Regions from separate parts of the Mus musculus genome. Here region 1 is linked to region 2. Evidence: chromatin loops called from intact Hi-C (ENCODE). Cell type or tissue: heart. All regions are shown on one strand.

Region 1 (8,000 bases), 1.0 Mb after region 2:
AATTTTCCTCTAGTCCTTCTGGGTACTTTTTTCTGAACTCGGAAATCAGAGTAGGTTTTTGTTTTTTGGTTTTTTTTTGGGGGGGGGAGGGGTTGTTTTGCAACAGGGTCTCACTCTGCAGCCTGGCTGCTTAGAACTCACTATTGTACACCAGCTGGCCTTGAACTCAGAAATCTACCTGACTATGCCATGACAGCCATGACAGCTGGCCTGAGCAGGTGTTTGGATTTTTTGTATGTATGTGTGTTAATTCTTTTAGGCCCATAGTGTGTGTGTGTGTGTGTGTGTGTGTGTGTGTGTTAATTCTTTTAAGCCCACAGAAAATGGAAAATGTCTGAGCACTTAAAAGACACTAATATCACAGTTTCTATCCACTCCATTTGTCCTACCTGCTCCATAAGACTTCTGAAAACAGAGAGAAGCATAGAAGAAATGCTAAGAGGGAACACACGTGGTGTGTTGGGATTGTAAAAACAAGCTCTTCCCTGAAACACAAGAAGCAGTCACCATTCTTACTTTAGTCCATCTCATCATTTCAGTAACCAGTATTATAAAACTCCTAAGACAGAAGATTGTGAGTAGGGAGAGAAAGAACAGAGAAAAGAGAAGGGTGGGGGAGGGGGGAAAGAGGAGAGGAGAGGCGAAGGACAAAGATTCCAGGTACAGCAGAGAGGTCTTAGCTCTGAGATGTTTACCTTGAAGGGTTCTGGTCTCTAGAGCAAAGGATGGCATGTTGTTAGCCAATCCAGTGAGTATTTTAGACTTTGTGAGCAGGATGGCCTCTGTCACAAGTACTTAGCTCTACCATCGTGTCACACATCAGCCACAGTCACGACGGAAGCAGATAAGCATGGCTCTGTCACTACAAAACATTTACTTTCAAACACAAGCAATGGTTTGGTCACCAGTCTCTGCCTGGCCTAGCTACTGATGCAAGTTTACTGTGTTAGCCAAATGTCCTCTTAACTTCACATGTTCTTATCTGCCTAAAAAAACTAGAAGCAGTTATTACAATGCAGCATGTATCATTTATGGAAATTCACAGAGGTCTTTTTCAACTGTCACCACATGTGTTTAAGGAATTAGTGGCAGGGGCCACACGGGGTCAGGGATGTTAAGAGCCCATGAGGAAAACAGCTGTCAAAAGGTTACACTGCTCAAAACGTCACTGCCCCAGTGCTGCAAAGGACGAGGACTTACCATCTCACCACCCAACAAAGCTGCCCATAGACAAAGAACAAGATAAACTAGGAAATTCACCAGGACAGTGACTATAACTCTTTCTATTTCCTCTTTGCATTAGGCAGATATGCATGCATACACACAGAGACACGCACACATGTACAAACACACCTACAGATTTGTATGGAACACAAAAGTAAAGCAAAAAGAAAAGAACGGCTTCTCACCACCACTTCTATTTTGAAAATTCAATCAATGCTTCCAGGTAAGACCTTTCTTGCCTAAATATACAAACATTTAAAGAGCAAAGGAACTGTTTTCCAACAGTTAAGGTGAAGCAAGCAATGAAGAGCTTCAGTCCTAACAGATCCCTGAGCTGCCCCACCCCCTCTGGCTCTCGTTCACGCCCTTGTTCATTTCATAGCTGATCCTTCCCACCGCTCAACAATGGCCCCACTTAGTTCCTCCATCTGGGGCTCACAGGATGCTTGGCACCCAATAAGTCAGTCTGTGGTCTCTCCCAATTCCTGCAGTCTATCTCCTAATTCAACTTCAGTCTGGAACAGACTGAAAAGACACAGCCCTGTTACAGCTGTTGGATAGGAAACAGTAAAAGATAAAAACTTGGTTTAAAGTCACTGTGGTTAATAAATGACCAAAGTCTGATTCAGCCAGTTTAAAGGCAGCCTTAACAACATGGAACTAAACTAGCACAAGGAAGGAAGCAAGGTGAATAGCTCAGGGATTACACAGGGCAGGGTGAGATAATGCCCAACAGTGAGACAAAGAACAGCTGGTGACCAAGCCCAGTAAGTTTGATAACATGCTCACTCACCAGACGAAAGGGCACAATGCTTAGTTACTTTGCTCCCGACTGTATTTCTAATTTACTACAATTCAGTGAGCTATTTAGTTAATGGCATATTTAATAAATATTTATAGGTCACTTTTTCTGGGCGAGGATAAAGAAGGTCTCTACTATTCTTCTAGAACTTTCTAAAGTACTTTTTGGGGAAAAGGGCATGAGAAAAAGATTCCAATGTAAATTCCATGGTTTAAAGAGGGATGTGACATGTAATGACCAAGTATCTTCTCAAAATGGGTGATAGGCAAACAGGAGATTCTTCCAAGGAATGTATATAGCCTGAGACCTGAACGACAAGACAGGACAAACATGAAAATTTGAAGAAAGTCCATTGCAGACAAAGGCAAGAGCCCAAGGCAAGACTAAGCACTTCATGTTCAGAACATAGAAAGTCAAACCAGTACGATTACAGTATAAGGAGAAAGGAAGTAATTATATTAGAGAAGTAGGCCAAATCATGGCCACAGAAAACCTACCAGGCTAGGGTTAGAGGTGTTCATCTAATGTAGTCGTGGTGAAGAATTCATAGCTTTATTAACACTGACGTGACTACATTTCGAAAAGATGTCCAGTCAAGGGAGCAGAATAAGCTATCAGGATATAAACCACATACAATGAGACCAATTCAGGTTTCTTAAGAAACCAGGGATAAGGTATCTCCCAATAAGACCAGGATAACTGCAGTGAAAACTGAGAGTGGATAAAAGCGTATATATGGTATAAGAAACCCCACTTGGGCTGGGCCTGAGGAGTGAAAGAAAGGCATCTAGAAATGATGTCCAGTGGTTATGTGGACAACAGAGCCGGAGGTGAGAGCTTCCTGGCTAACCCTACTGGGATCTCAAGTAAACAAGACAGGGTCGGGGCAAAGGGGAGAAGGAAAATACAGGCCTATGGGATGCGGCCAACAGCTATGCAAATGAACTTAGAGGACCGTTATCATGAGAAACTTCTCAGTGATAGCGATGAAATCAGTGTGTCTCGGAAGCAGACCATGATCGGGGGCTTGGGTGAGGGGTGGTCCCCAGGCTCTTTCCTACGTGCTGTTCTCCCACAAGTCAGAGCTTGTTGCACACAGCCTTAACCCTCACCACTCGCTCCAGAATTTCACCAAGTCTCATCTGGTCAATGTCAAGGGGTAAGAGCCTTTCTACCAGCATTACAAATGGGGTCTCACTAGTCTATTACAATAGTAACAACCAGAACTGCATGGCTACAGAAACAGAGGGAGCTATCAGACAGGCAGTGACTTATAAGCAAGTGGGGCAGAACAGCTCCGAGAAGGTGAGTAAGCCAGCGAGCTGACTCATGGTTTGAGGCTGAAGTAACTAGGGAAATGGCAGTGCCTTTCACTTATCTGGGAAAGCAGCAGATCCCTGGGTAAACACTCACATGTTCTACTTGGTAAGTTTGATGCTTTTTATGCATCCAAGGAGGTGCGAAGAGACACTGACAGAGCTGGGGTTCAGATGGTAGGACAACACGGTATCAGGCATGCCAGCAAGCTAAGAAGGGACTCGTGGGAGGAACGGGCAACACAGACAGTCACCAGGAGATAATTAGGGAACATGTTCCTGAGAAGTAAGAAGGGATGAGTCCAGTGCATAAGTGAAGGGGGGAGAGCTTTCATGAGAATTTGGTATTCATTATAACAGCTCAAAGACAAATAATCTACAGATACGGGACATTCCAAGGACATGAGAGTAAGGAATCCACGCACTACACTGACTGCATCCACTCTTGTGAGACGTGAGGCAAAGCCATTGACTTCAAATGCCCTGAAGCTTGGAGTCAGAGGATGTGCATCACACGGGGAAAACATATACAAGTTCACTTTGGCTGGTATACTTTCCTAACTAACCTTCATGATAAATTCCAGTTACACTTGGCCTTCACACTCACACAAACCCATGCCACAATAACAAAGCCACTTGTCTAGCTATGCAAGTGTCACCATCTAGTGGTTGAAACTGCATACCAATTTTAAAATGCTGGGAGCGATTATACCCTTTACCTTAGGAAGACAAATCCGAGTTAGAAATAAGTCTAAAAAAAAAAAATTGGAGAAAGTAACTTCTAAAAAGCTTAGCATTATAATAAACCAATACCATAAAAATCCTAATACATAATATCTCACACACATTTATTTTTATGCAATGTAACTTGTTCTGAAATCTTTCAACAATCTTTAAGATGTATGTCGTCACTTATATATGAGGAAACCTGAAACTGGTAGAGAAGTTAATGACCTGCCCAAAATTTATACAGAGAGAAATGATAATTACGGTAAGATCTGAACGGAGGTAAAATTACTTCAAAGTCCACACTCGTAACCATTATAGTCAACTGCCCATCTAAAAAGCATCAGGCATCCTTAGGGCTGGACACAGAAGGAAGCCTTTTGTCATGAAGAATCATTAATACTATGAAGAGAAAATTCAAGTGGCAAAATAAGTCTAAGGCAGTCTTGCCACCATCAAACAAGCAGTAGAAGACTGTATCAAAGAATGAAGACTTCTCTGGGGGAGAGATGACAGTAGCCTATTTGGACAAGACTATATTAATGTGTTCAAACAATTCTACATGCTCAATAAAGCTCAGTGAGGAAATATGAATTTAAAAAACAAGAGAAACTCACAGGGACATAAAAACAAGTAACTTAGTATGTAAAGTGACTTGAAGACAGCAGAAATACAAAAAGGAAAAACAAGCGGCTGTGAAGGGGAAAAGAAAGAAGGAAGGAAGAGAGGGAGGGAGGAAGGGAGGGCAGGTGGGCCAGCGGGCGGGCGGGCCTCAGAGTGCTGCTGCCCAGCAGCCTGCCTACCAGAGAGAGCGAAGAACAACTGGTGTGCAGAAATCTGAAGGGCAGGAAAACACACTGGACAAGGTCGTCACACAATTATAAAAGAATTACAGGGATGAGAGGCCAGGAGACAGCTCAGTCGGGAAAATGCTTGTTGAGTAAGTCTGGTTCCACACTCACACAGACAAATATGCATGCACAGCCACACACAAACATGTACACGTATACACATACTGTTGGGGAAAAGAAAGGCCAGTTTAGCTCAAGGACATGCTAAGGATAAAGGTGACTGACAGGGAGAAGCTGGGTTGTGTGGCTGCTTCTCACTTCAATTTCACTGCTGCTCCTTACATTGCATATCATTCAATGTAATTCAATTACATTCAATATCTTCAGGCATTTTTCAAACCACTAATTCTACGTTTGTTTGGTTTTAAATAGCCAAATTACTTAATTCTACTAAATCCCTTTAATTCTGTTTACTTTCCAAAAGCTATGTATACATTATTCTGAAACAAATGCTAACAGAAAAGAAAAAACTTCATGATCCTAAAGTAAGCCTCTGAGCTAGCTGATTTTAGTGACATGACTCAGGGGTTTAAAACATAGGCAGAAACCATGAGCTATTTTGTTTATCTCTGACGTTGTTATCTTTCCTTGACCACAGAGCATCCTAAGGGACTGTCCTGGCAGGAACCGGTGGCCTTTTCCTCATCACACTTGTGCAGGTCTGAGAAAAGGCAACGCAACAGTGTTCGTGACCTGTAACAGGAGCTGACTGAGAGCTCTAAAGACGGTTCAGTAGATATTTTAAAAGTAATCTCATAAATGAAAAACTTAACATTGGTTTCTTGTAAAACACAATCTGCAAAATTCTCCAAGAGAAATCCTTTTATAAAAAAAATTTTTAAAAAAATTTATTTTATGTATATGAGTACACTGTAGCTGTCTTCAGACACACCAGAAGAGGGCATTGGATCCCATTACAGGTGGTTGTGGGCCACCATGTGGTTGCTGGGAATTGAACTCAGGACCTCTGAAAGAGCAGTCAGTGCTCTTAACCACTGAGCCATCTCTCCAGCCCCAAGAGAAAACCCTTTATGCCTAAAACACCACAAACAACAATACACACACTAGCATTACACTATTACGATCTTAGCTGATGTTAGTAAGGCACTCATGCCTAGATTCCCAACACTCAACAGACTGAAGAAAGAGAACTGACCTGAGCTGGAGATCATCCTGGCCATGTGCAACCCAGTCCCTAAAACAAAAAGCTAAGCTTGGTGGCACACACTTTTCACCCAGCTCTTGGGACAGAGGCAGGCAGATCTCAATGAGTTTGAGGGCATGTTCTAGGGCAGCTCAAGCTATATATATATACAACGAAGCCCTGTCTCAAAGCAAACAAAAAAAAGTTACCTTCCATAAGGATCTATAAGTAACTAATGCTTGCTAGAAGAGGTAAAGACATTTTCTTTAGTAACATAGCCACTAAAATAACCCATGTGCCTATAGCCATCCACCCCATGCACCCATGGAAACCCTAATGAAATTCACTGGGTCATCAAGAGCACAGAGACCAAGGGGATCAGCAAAGGGGGGGAGGAAAGAGAGGCAGCTCACAATACATTATATACACTATATACACATAGGACAATAAAGCCAATGAAACCCATTAGTATGTATAGTTAGTACATTATAATAAAAGGTTTAGTCTAGGCATACAGAATACATCAACTTTAATACAGACAGGACATCTGTCAATGTAAAAAGTTGCACTAGAATAGTGGATGGTGGCACCTGCCAATGACCACAGTGCTCAGGAGGGACAACCAAGATCACAAGTCCCAACAGCCTGAGCTCCATAAGACCTCGGCACCTTGTCTCAAACACTGAAAAGACAAAAAAATAAAAAATCTTTCCTACTCGAGAATTCTTCTATTAACGTATATTCCATACTTAAAGACTTTACTAGGCTAGGGATGTAGCTTGCTTAGGAAAGGGCTTGACCAGCACTGCTGCACCAGATAAAGCTAGACTCAGTGGCTCACACCTGTAATCCTCATACCTGGGAGGTAAAGACAGGAGGGCCAAAAGGTGGAGGACAAACTGGGTTGTAGGAGCCGGTTTTCAAGAGACTGTCTCTTACAGTCACCATTAATTAAGTAATTAATTAATTAAGGTCCATTTTTATTGTCCTCTAATCTTGTTTTCCAGCTACGAAACATTTCTCTGTTCTCCACTGACTTGTGAAGACATTTCATTCCCATTGAAAGATCTAAGCAGGGTAAAGGGAAAGGAAATAGGAAATCAAGGGGAAATAAAGGAAGAAACAGGCACATTTGTAGAAATTTAGCTAGGGAAGGGCTATGAATAAAAGATGCTATTTTCAAGTTCCTGTGTACCCACCACATTTACAAAAGTACTTAAGAATCAACGGTAAGTGGTACAGCAGCATGGCTCTGTAATCCTAGCACTACACAGACTAAGGCGGGGAGGGCAGGGAGCTCAGCTAGGCTACACAGCAAGACTGTCGCAAACAGAAGAAAACCCAATGAGAAAGTGAGAGGACAGTGAGTGACAATGTCACCTCCCTAGACGAACATCAGAGAGTATAATAAAGCACTGTATAGATTGTAATAGAACTATTACAAAATGGCAGTTTTGCAAGTGTCTTTTTGACAAATGAAATCAGATATTTAAAACATGAATCTGTGCTGACTAGTTTTATATCAACTTGATTCGACAGTAGTTTTCAAAGAGGAAACCTCAATTGAGAACACATATCCACCAGACTGGCCAGTGGGCGAGCCTGTGGAACATATTTTCTTGACTGATGTTTGATGTGGAAGGGCCCAGATCACTATGTGTGGTGCCACCCCTAGGTTGATGAAACAAGAGAGCAGGCTGGGCAAACCAGGAGGAGCAAGCCAGTAAGCAGCACTCTCGATGGTATGTTGTCTGCTTCAGCTCCTGCCTCCAGGTTCCTGCATGGAGTGGCTGCTCTGACTTTGTTCAATGATGGACTGCTACCTGGAAGAAATAAGCGCATTCCTTCCAAAGTTGCTTTTGGTCATGGCGTTTCATCACAGCAACAGAAACCCTACCTAAGACAACAGTTGATTCCATTAGAGATCGTGAACCAGA
Region 2 (8,000 bases):
CCCAACAAGTAAGTACCCCTCCTATTTTGGTGTCTGATTTATTTGTACCCCACTATGCTTAATTAGGTTTTCTTGAGACTGAGAGTGGTCAATTATTTACCATGGAGTAATAAATAAATAAATAAATGAATAAATAAATAAATAAAGTAATCAAATAAGTAAAGTAACCAAATAAATAATGGAGAATTATTTATTTGGTTCAGCATATATCACTGGTCAATATGACTTATTCTTTGCCCTTTCTGGCAACCGCAACAGTCTAGAGTTCTTTAGAGATGACTGGGTCCTCGTGAGCCCCTCCCCTTTCCATGACGTAATGTCGATTGGCCCAGTCCTGTTTAGGTCTCGTGCATCTTGTCACAACTGCTGTAAGCTCCCATGTGCATGTGCCCTGATGAGTCTTGAAATCACTGTTTTCTTGATGTAACCTACTATCACTGGCTATTAATATTTCCCAATTCACTTTTTTTTACTTTACTTTTAAACAGGAAAACCATAATATATCTCATAAGCAGACAAATGGAATCTAGTAAAGACGGAAAACTAATTCATTGTGGCCACAGGAGGGTGACCAGAATAACAAGAGCAGGTTTAATGATCGCAACGAATCAGTGTAATACTCTATTGAGTCACTAAAAATAATAATAATAAAAATAATATAAGGAATAGGTGTAGCAAAGGAATTTGACTATACCCTACTTACCAAGAAAAATATCCTGTAGATTTAGAATAGAATGTATGGCACCAAGTTGTTAAAGGTTGTATACAAAAATTATTCAGTCAACACAAACAGTGTGGGACTCAAAATCGAGTCATTCACTGTAATCGGTAGCCAATACGATAAGTGCTTTAATAAAGACATGGATATTAGAATGAAAGGAAACCCATTCATCCAGAGAGCTTTGTAGGTGAAGGTGCTTGGTGGCAACACTGAGGACCAGAATTGGATTACCTGGATCCACATGGTAGGAGAGAGCTGAGTCTACTGGGCTGTCCTCTGATCTGCCTTATCACACTGTAGCACGCACTCATGCACACACACGCACATACACATGCACACAGCCAATCATACACACACACACACACACACACACACACACACACACACACACACACACACACACTAAATGCCATGTATAAAAGAGTAAATGATGTTTGTAAACCACATTATGGTATGCATAGAAAGACCCAAGTTTTGTATAAAAACTAACATAAAACTGAAGCTGCCGTCTACTCCTCTTGGGTGAATTTGCTTCCTATTGTTCTAGAGCTTTTAGGTGTGTTGTCAAGCTGCTAGTGTGTGTTCTCTCACAGTCAGCTATTGGATGGATCACATGGCCCCCAATGGAGGAGCTAGAGAAAGTACCCAAGGAGCTAAAGGGATCTGCAACCCTATAGGTGGAACAACATTATGAACTAACCAGTACCCCGGAGCTCTTGACTCTAGCTGCATATGTATCAAAAGATGGCCTAGTCTGCCATCACTGGAAAGAGAGGCCCATTGGACTTGCAAACTTTATATGCCCCAGTACAGGGGAATGCCAGGGCCAAGAAGTGGGAGTGGGTGGGTAGGGGAGTGGGGGGGAGGGTATGGGGGACTTTTGGGATAGCATTGGAAATGTAAATGAAGAAAATACCTAATAAAAATATTAATAAAAAAAAAGAAAAAAAAACCTGAAACTGCTACATGAGCTCGGGACTAGTCCAGATTATAGTTGATAAAAAGAGTCACTCAGATATTTACATTAACAACAAATAACTGATTGTAGAACTTGTAGGTAGCTAAACATGGCATACAAAATTTAAAATACTAAAGGTTAAATTTAATAAAAGACACGAGTCATGTACCACAAACATGGGTAAAAGAAACCAAATCAATGTGTTGAGATACAACTTAATAACTCCCGAGATGAAATACTTTTCTCCCTTTCCCATAGTGATACAACTTCAATGTGGTATTTGTACAAATACCATCAACATTTTCCTTTTGTGGGGGTATAAATTAATAACATATATCTACAATTTACTAGGAGATGAAATTTTTGTAAGGGAAAAACATGGGATTAAGACAGTACTTAATACCAAGACTATAAAATAACTAATATATTTAAGGAAACACCTATGTCTACAGGCCCAGTAGATTTCAGAATTTAAACCTTACATATATGTTCAAATAAAATTTTGCAGCTAGTCAAAATAATGACTTGATAATAAGAGTCCTCTTAGCAAAGGTGCCATGGTAACTGAATATGTGTAAAAGTGTTGTAATTCATCTTCTACCTCACATGGCTTATCTGAATTAACTCAAGAAAGATGATAATTCCAAATATAGAGCCTATAACTAGAAATGAAAAGAAATCCTCAAAGAAAAGAGTCCAGGTTCAAAACTGTTTGAGAGCACTGACATTTTCTAAGATGGATTTCATGTAAATGAAAAATTAAGTTTATTCTAGTACCTGAGTGCATTAAGAGCTTTAGACAAGCACACTTCCCTTGAGCAGCATTCTAACCCACAAATTAAAACATTTGCTCTGTAAAGAGGAGTTTGTAAAGATGGTAAAATGAGCCACCAGGTATGAGCTAGCCTTTGCTACGAGCTAAATTTGCAAAGCACACTTCCTCTCAAAGCTGTATCAGAAAATAAATTACAAAATACACAGAAAACATGAGTGGCAGGCACGATTAGGAATAGAATTGTGAGCGAAAAGAATGTTCTACAATACAGGTAATTAGAATGGCTAAAATAAATAAAATTGAATTTATTAGTTATTTGCCAGAATTCAACTTTGTTGACAGGACCATGAAATAATATAAACATTTGACAGTTATATTTAATTACAAATATTTATTTAATTGTTCAAGCTTTAACAACTCTAAATATTTATGAAATGGAAAGGAGAACACGTGTCTGCAGAAAGGGTACAGATACAGTGACTTTGATCTGAGATTTTGTGAAATTCTAAGGTGCATTGCAAAGGCATGAACTCGTATCATTCAGAGCAACACAGATGGATCGCAACATCTTCGTCCTAAGTACTGAATTCCAGACACGACACTTTGCATAATGCTACAATTTCGTTAACAAAACTCTAAAGAGAAAAACTGAGACCGTAAAGATTTCAGCAGTGGTTAGTAAGGGCGAGGTAGCAGTGAGTATGGAGATGGTCACGGGCACAGGGTGGTGACAAAGTTCTTTATCCCGACAGTAGTTATGAAAACAGTTAAATTTTACTGTGTAAAGTAAAAAAACTCCTAAAATTGTGCTTTTTATGATCGATGAGTTTTTATTATATACACGTTACACTTCAAAAATTTTATTGACAAACTAGTTGAAAGTCATTTACTCAGTGGGACCGCCTGCAGCCTCTGCGGCCTCACTGTCACTTACTGGGATGGTTATGTAAAATTTGCAGCAACTTGCGCAGGTTAACGGAAGCCACTAATAGTTATTAAACACTGTGTCCTGTTCTGAGTGCCTTCACAGCTTTTCCTGATTGGATCTTCCCATTACTCCTGAGAAGGTGTGATAGTACCATCTCCATATGACAAAGACTGTCTCAGTTAGGGTTTCTATTGCTGTGAAACACCATGACCAAAAAGCAATTAGGGAGGAAAGGGTTTATTTGGCTTCCATTTACAGATCATAGTCCATCACTGAAGGAAGTCAGGATAGGAACTCAAACAGGGCTGGAACCTATGGCAGGAGCTGATGCAGAGTTCGTAGAGGGGTGCTGCTTACTGGCTTTCTTTACGTGGCTTGCCCAGCCTTCTTTCTTAAAGAACCCAGGACCGCTAGCCCAGAAGTGGTCCTCCCCTACAGTGGGCTGGGCCCTCCCCCCATTGACCACTAATTGAGAAAATGCCTTATAGCTGGATCTCATGGAGGCACTTCCTCACCTGAGGCTCCTTCCTCTCTGATGACTCTAGCTTGTCTTCAGTTGTCACACAAAACCAGCCAGTTCAAAGAGAAAACGGACCCCCTAAATACTCAGCAACAGTGCATAGCAGTAAATGTACAGGCAGCCTGACTCTAGAGATCAGAGAGCACTAAAGGTTGGGTGATTTCCTAAAGCTTATCTGACATTGGACAAGATGTTTTACAAACCCTAACATTGCTCAACAGATCAGCCATTGCTTTACTGAAGTTTTGTCAGTGTAACATGTCTCTTGCAATCGAAAGCCAATCAACTGCTTGTTAATTGTAACTTTGTATTGCTTTAAGTCAAAAATACGTCTTGCAGAAATCTCTAAATCTGCTATAACATCCAGCATGAAAGTCTGTGTTTAGAGTGTTCAGAATATAGGGACAGAGTTGAAGCTTTAGTTCAAGTGCAGTTTACAAACTCTTCCAGCAGATGGCAGTACAGCCATTGTTAAAAATGTTTGCTACACAGGTGACCTTAGCTGCTTTTTTCCTTCCTTCCTTCCTTCCTTCCTTCCTTCCTTCCTTCCTTCCTTCCTTCCTTCCTTCCTTCCTTCCTTCCTTCCTTCCTTCCTTCCTCCCTCCCTCCTCCCCCTCCCACCCTTTCTTCCTTTCTTTCCTTCCTGTCCTTTCTCTCTGTTTTTGTTGGTGTTCTCTGTGATGAGTCCTTTAAGGTTGCTTTAACAATTCTACTCCAGACATAACAGTTAACGATAAAGGTTAAGCCAGGTGTCAAAGTCTTTAGATCAAACCAGGACATCCATGGTTAGGTCTTGTGAAGGGTATTCTCAGTTGTATTTGACTATAACTGAAGTGAACTGCAATCTAGAAATAGAGGGTATACATGTGACCTGGATCTTGAGGCAGAAAGACAACATGGATTTTATTCAGATCTTGAATCTGGAAGACACAGGCTTTTGATCCAGATCTTGAGGTGGGATGGCGTATAACTTTAATCCAGATCTTGAGGCATACCTTAATATATATATATATATATATTCCATAGGTTCTGTGACTCTAGAGAACCCTGACTAATACAGAAATACAGATCTGGAAAAAGGGTGATGAGAATTTGATTTTGAACTTATCCAGACAAACTAATGTCTAGAGGAGGCGGCAGTTACAGAAATGACAATTGAGCAGCCAACTGCCTATCTTGGGGTTCACAAGAAATGTCAGTCAAAGAGAAAAGGGTTTTCTTGTCAGATTTGAGCAGAGGTGTTAAACTAAATGTTTGCCAGAAGGAATGGTATGAACTTAGACTGTATTTTGAGGTACCATCTTTCAATTAATTCACATAGCTATCAATAGCTGAGTCTGCTGGTCCCATTAGAAGCACAGATCAAGCAATAGATGTGCCTGGGTCTGGTGGTGCAGGGCTGAAATCACAACAAATGGGAAGACTGAGACCAGAAAATCCCAAGCTCAAGCCAGAGGTTTAAGACCAGTCTGGACTCTGTTTCAAAGTGAACATAGCATTGCATATCTATCTCAGTCAATGGTGGAGTGCTTGTGTAGCATGTTCAAGGGCTAGATCCATCTCTGCGTGGGACAGCAGAGGTGTTGCACCAAAGAGCTTTCTGTATTGACATTGGGGTCGAGAAGAGGCATGAAAGTTTTAGAAACCTTCTCTTAAATGCTAGCACTTAGGAGAGGTCTGCAAGTCTTGTGTGCTGGGAGCCGATGGGCAAGGGGGAAGGAAACAAGAGTCATAAATAATCTGAAGACATTTAGGAAATCTGTGAAAGGAAGCCATGGCCTGTGAGCAAGTGTTGCCCAGGTTGATGGAGATAGACAGGTTATCATGAGAAAGTGGCAGAGAGAATATGGAAAGGTACAGAAGTTCCTTTTTCAAGTTGGGCAGGGAGTGGGGCTTTGGATGTGGGGGAGGGGAGATGATTCTGTAGGTTGAGTAGACACAGGAATAGAGGAAATCCTGACACAGCCTAAAGACTCAGCCCATTTGTATGTGCAGTGAAGGGGCTATTTGAAATTATACTGAAGTTGGTTTTCTCTTTCCCTTAAATGACATTTAGATAATCTAATGAAACTGTATAACCTCATTTACCAGCAGCTTTGTCAATGTCAGAATAAAATTAGACATATAATGTTAAGGCACATCTGAAAATAAGTTTTTCAATTATCTCTGCTCAGCTCCCCTCTACGGCTGATGTTTCAAGTTTGGGACAAAGGTCAGCCATGTTGGTCTCCTTTGCTGTAAGCATCCAAGAACTGACATTTTGGCCAGTGAAAGACCTAAGGGAACTGCTGTGGTATCTTTGAAGCATTTACAGTTTTGCAGTGTTCTGTAGTCAGTTCTTATGTTTCAGCTGTGAGTGAGTTTTATTATTAAACTTTTGAAAGAGCTTTCATTCTGTTCCTCTCAGCTCTTCCTAAAGGAGAAGAAGGCTTGCTGAGGACTGAGTCTTTTGCATGGGAGCTCTGGTTTTCTGGTGTCGTTACTGTGCAAAAGAATGCAAAGCCTGCCCTTGAGTCTGTCTCAGGAGGACTAGCAATTCCAGAGCAGCAAATAACTCTGGAGTTAAGCATACTGGTTTCATTAAAAACTAATATTAACAGGACAGAATTTTCAGAGGCAGTGGAAAGTGGAGAAAGGACAGGAAGAAAGTCGTATGTGGGCATCCCCAGAGAAATAGTGTCTGTTCCTACAGCACTGCTAGGCAGTTTGTTTACAAATCCATGCATACACATACTTGGTTTCAACTTAACTCTTTGAATCTCTGTTTTGTATCTGTCAACAGCCAATAAGGAACACAGATTGAAGTCTCTCCAAATATGTGTTCCAATGTGAAAACAGGTGGGTGGGTACCAGAAAAACGAGGGTGCTCTCCTATAGATTTTAGGTGTTATCTGCTGACATTCATAGCTTTAGTGTTGGCAGAAGCTAGTGGACTCTTGGTAAGTTTCTTAAGTTCTCATATGGTAGTTGAAAGTATGTTAGTGGACACAGAGGTAGACAGTGAATGGCTGTGAAAGAAGCTAAAGGTATACCAGATAATTTTCTTCTAGATCTGTGACATTCCAAATCTATACAATCATCAGCAAGCTAATCCAGCTTATAGAATCTTTAGCACAAGTAAGTCTTTTATTCTTAGAAATTTGGTTCACAGTGCAGAAGACAAGGAAACTCAAATGTTTAATGTGCTTAGGGGAACATCATAACACTAGTACACAGTGCTCCTAACACTGAAAATTTGCACACCTATTTGCTTGTTTTAGTCAGAGTTTCACAATATAGGCTAGAATGGCCTGAAACTCAAAACTTTCCTTCCCCATGATCCCAAATAATGAGATCATTACAAATACGGTTTATCTCACCAGACTCTAAATCATAACTTTGATGACCATTCACATATGCTTTTGAACACAAGTTATCATGTGACATGGACAGAGCAAGGATTAGGATAGACCAACTGAAAGAAGAGTCTCTACATCTGGTGGAGTTTCCTCTATTCCCCAGGCACATTTTCAAGGAGGTTTCATTTGTTATTTTTGTCCTCTTGCTGTCATCTTGAAAGAAACTCATATTAGAGCACTCAAGTATAAATGTTTGCACTACATTATTTTTCATGTCTGGCAATCTTTTCATGTTGTGCTCCACAGGGCTGTATAGAAACTAAGTCATCCTTGGGCGCGGAGTCAGCAGACACCTTCAAGGTCCCTAGAGGACTCTCCATGTGATCTTAGGACCACCGGTGAGTGGAACACAACTTCTGTTCCATTCCAATCATGTGGGACCTGAGACAGCATTAGGGAAACAGAAAACCCGACCTAACCAGGGTCACAAATCCCTTCCTGTAGGTTCCAGCACCGGGTAACCTGGGCACTGAGTCAGCAGACACCCCCAAGGTCCCTAGAGGACAGCTTCTGATGCAGACCCTATTTCAGGCTCCAGACATCCGGGCACCTTCCCTGCCAGAGGAGAGGTGTCCACCCTGCCCGGGAGGGTTTTGCCAGAGCACCTCGGGGAGTCATCGCAGTTCCTGTATCCCTCAGAGACTAGTCTGCACAGGTGAGAGTATGGACTACAGAAGCTAACAGCTTCTGGGACAGGCAG

Evidence for each region. Peaks named below come from ENCODE experiments on the same cell type or tissue, not always from the same donor. Only the 100,000 strongest peaks of a DNase experiment are listed, where the experiment ranks them.
Region 1: it touches region 2 in a loop (6-fold over the local background); 16 of 42 quality-filtered maps call a loop at or near these places.

Annotation. Positions count from the first base shown.
Region 1 is chr15:5,190,030-5,198,029 of GRCm38, reverse strand. The region is part of intron 2 of Ttc33 (tetratricopeptide repeat domain 33); the gene reads right to left. Among named protein-coding and RNA genes, the nearest start is that of Ttc33, 8.5 kb to the right of the region's middle. In heart, a CTCF peak has its summit at 4,001 (motif pointing left); DNase peaks (open chromatin) are centred at 1,139 and 1,629; H3K27ac peaks cover 355 bases.
Region 2 is chr15:6,205,847-6,213,846 of GRCm38, reverse strand. No RefSeq gene overlaps it. Among named protein-coding and RNA genes, the nearest start is that of Gm23139, 58 kb to the right of the region's middle. In heart, a CTCF peak has its summit at 4,344 (motif pointing right); no DNase peak of the experiment used is centred here.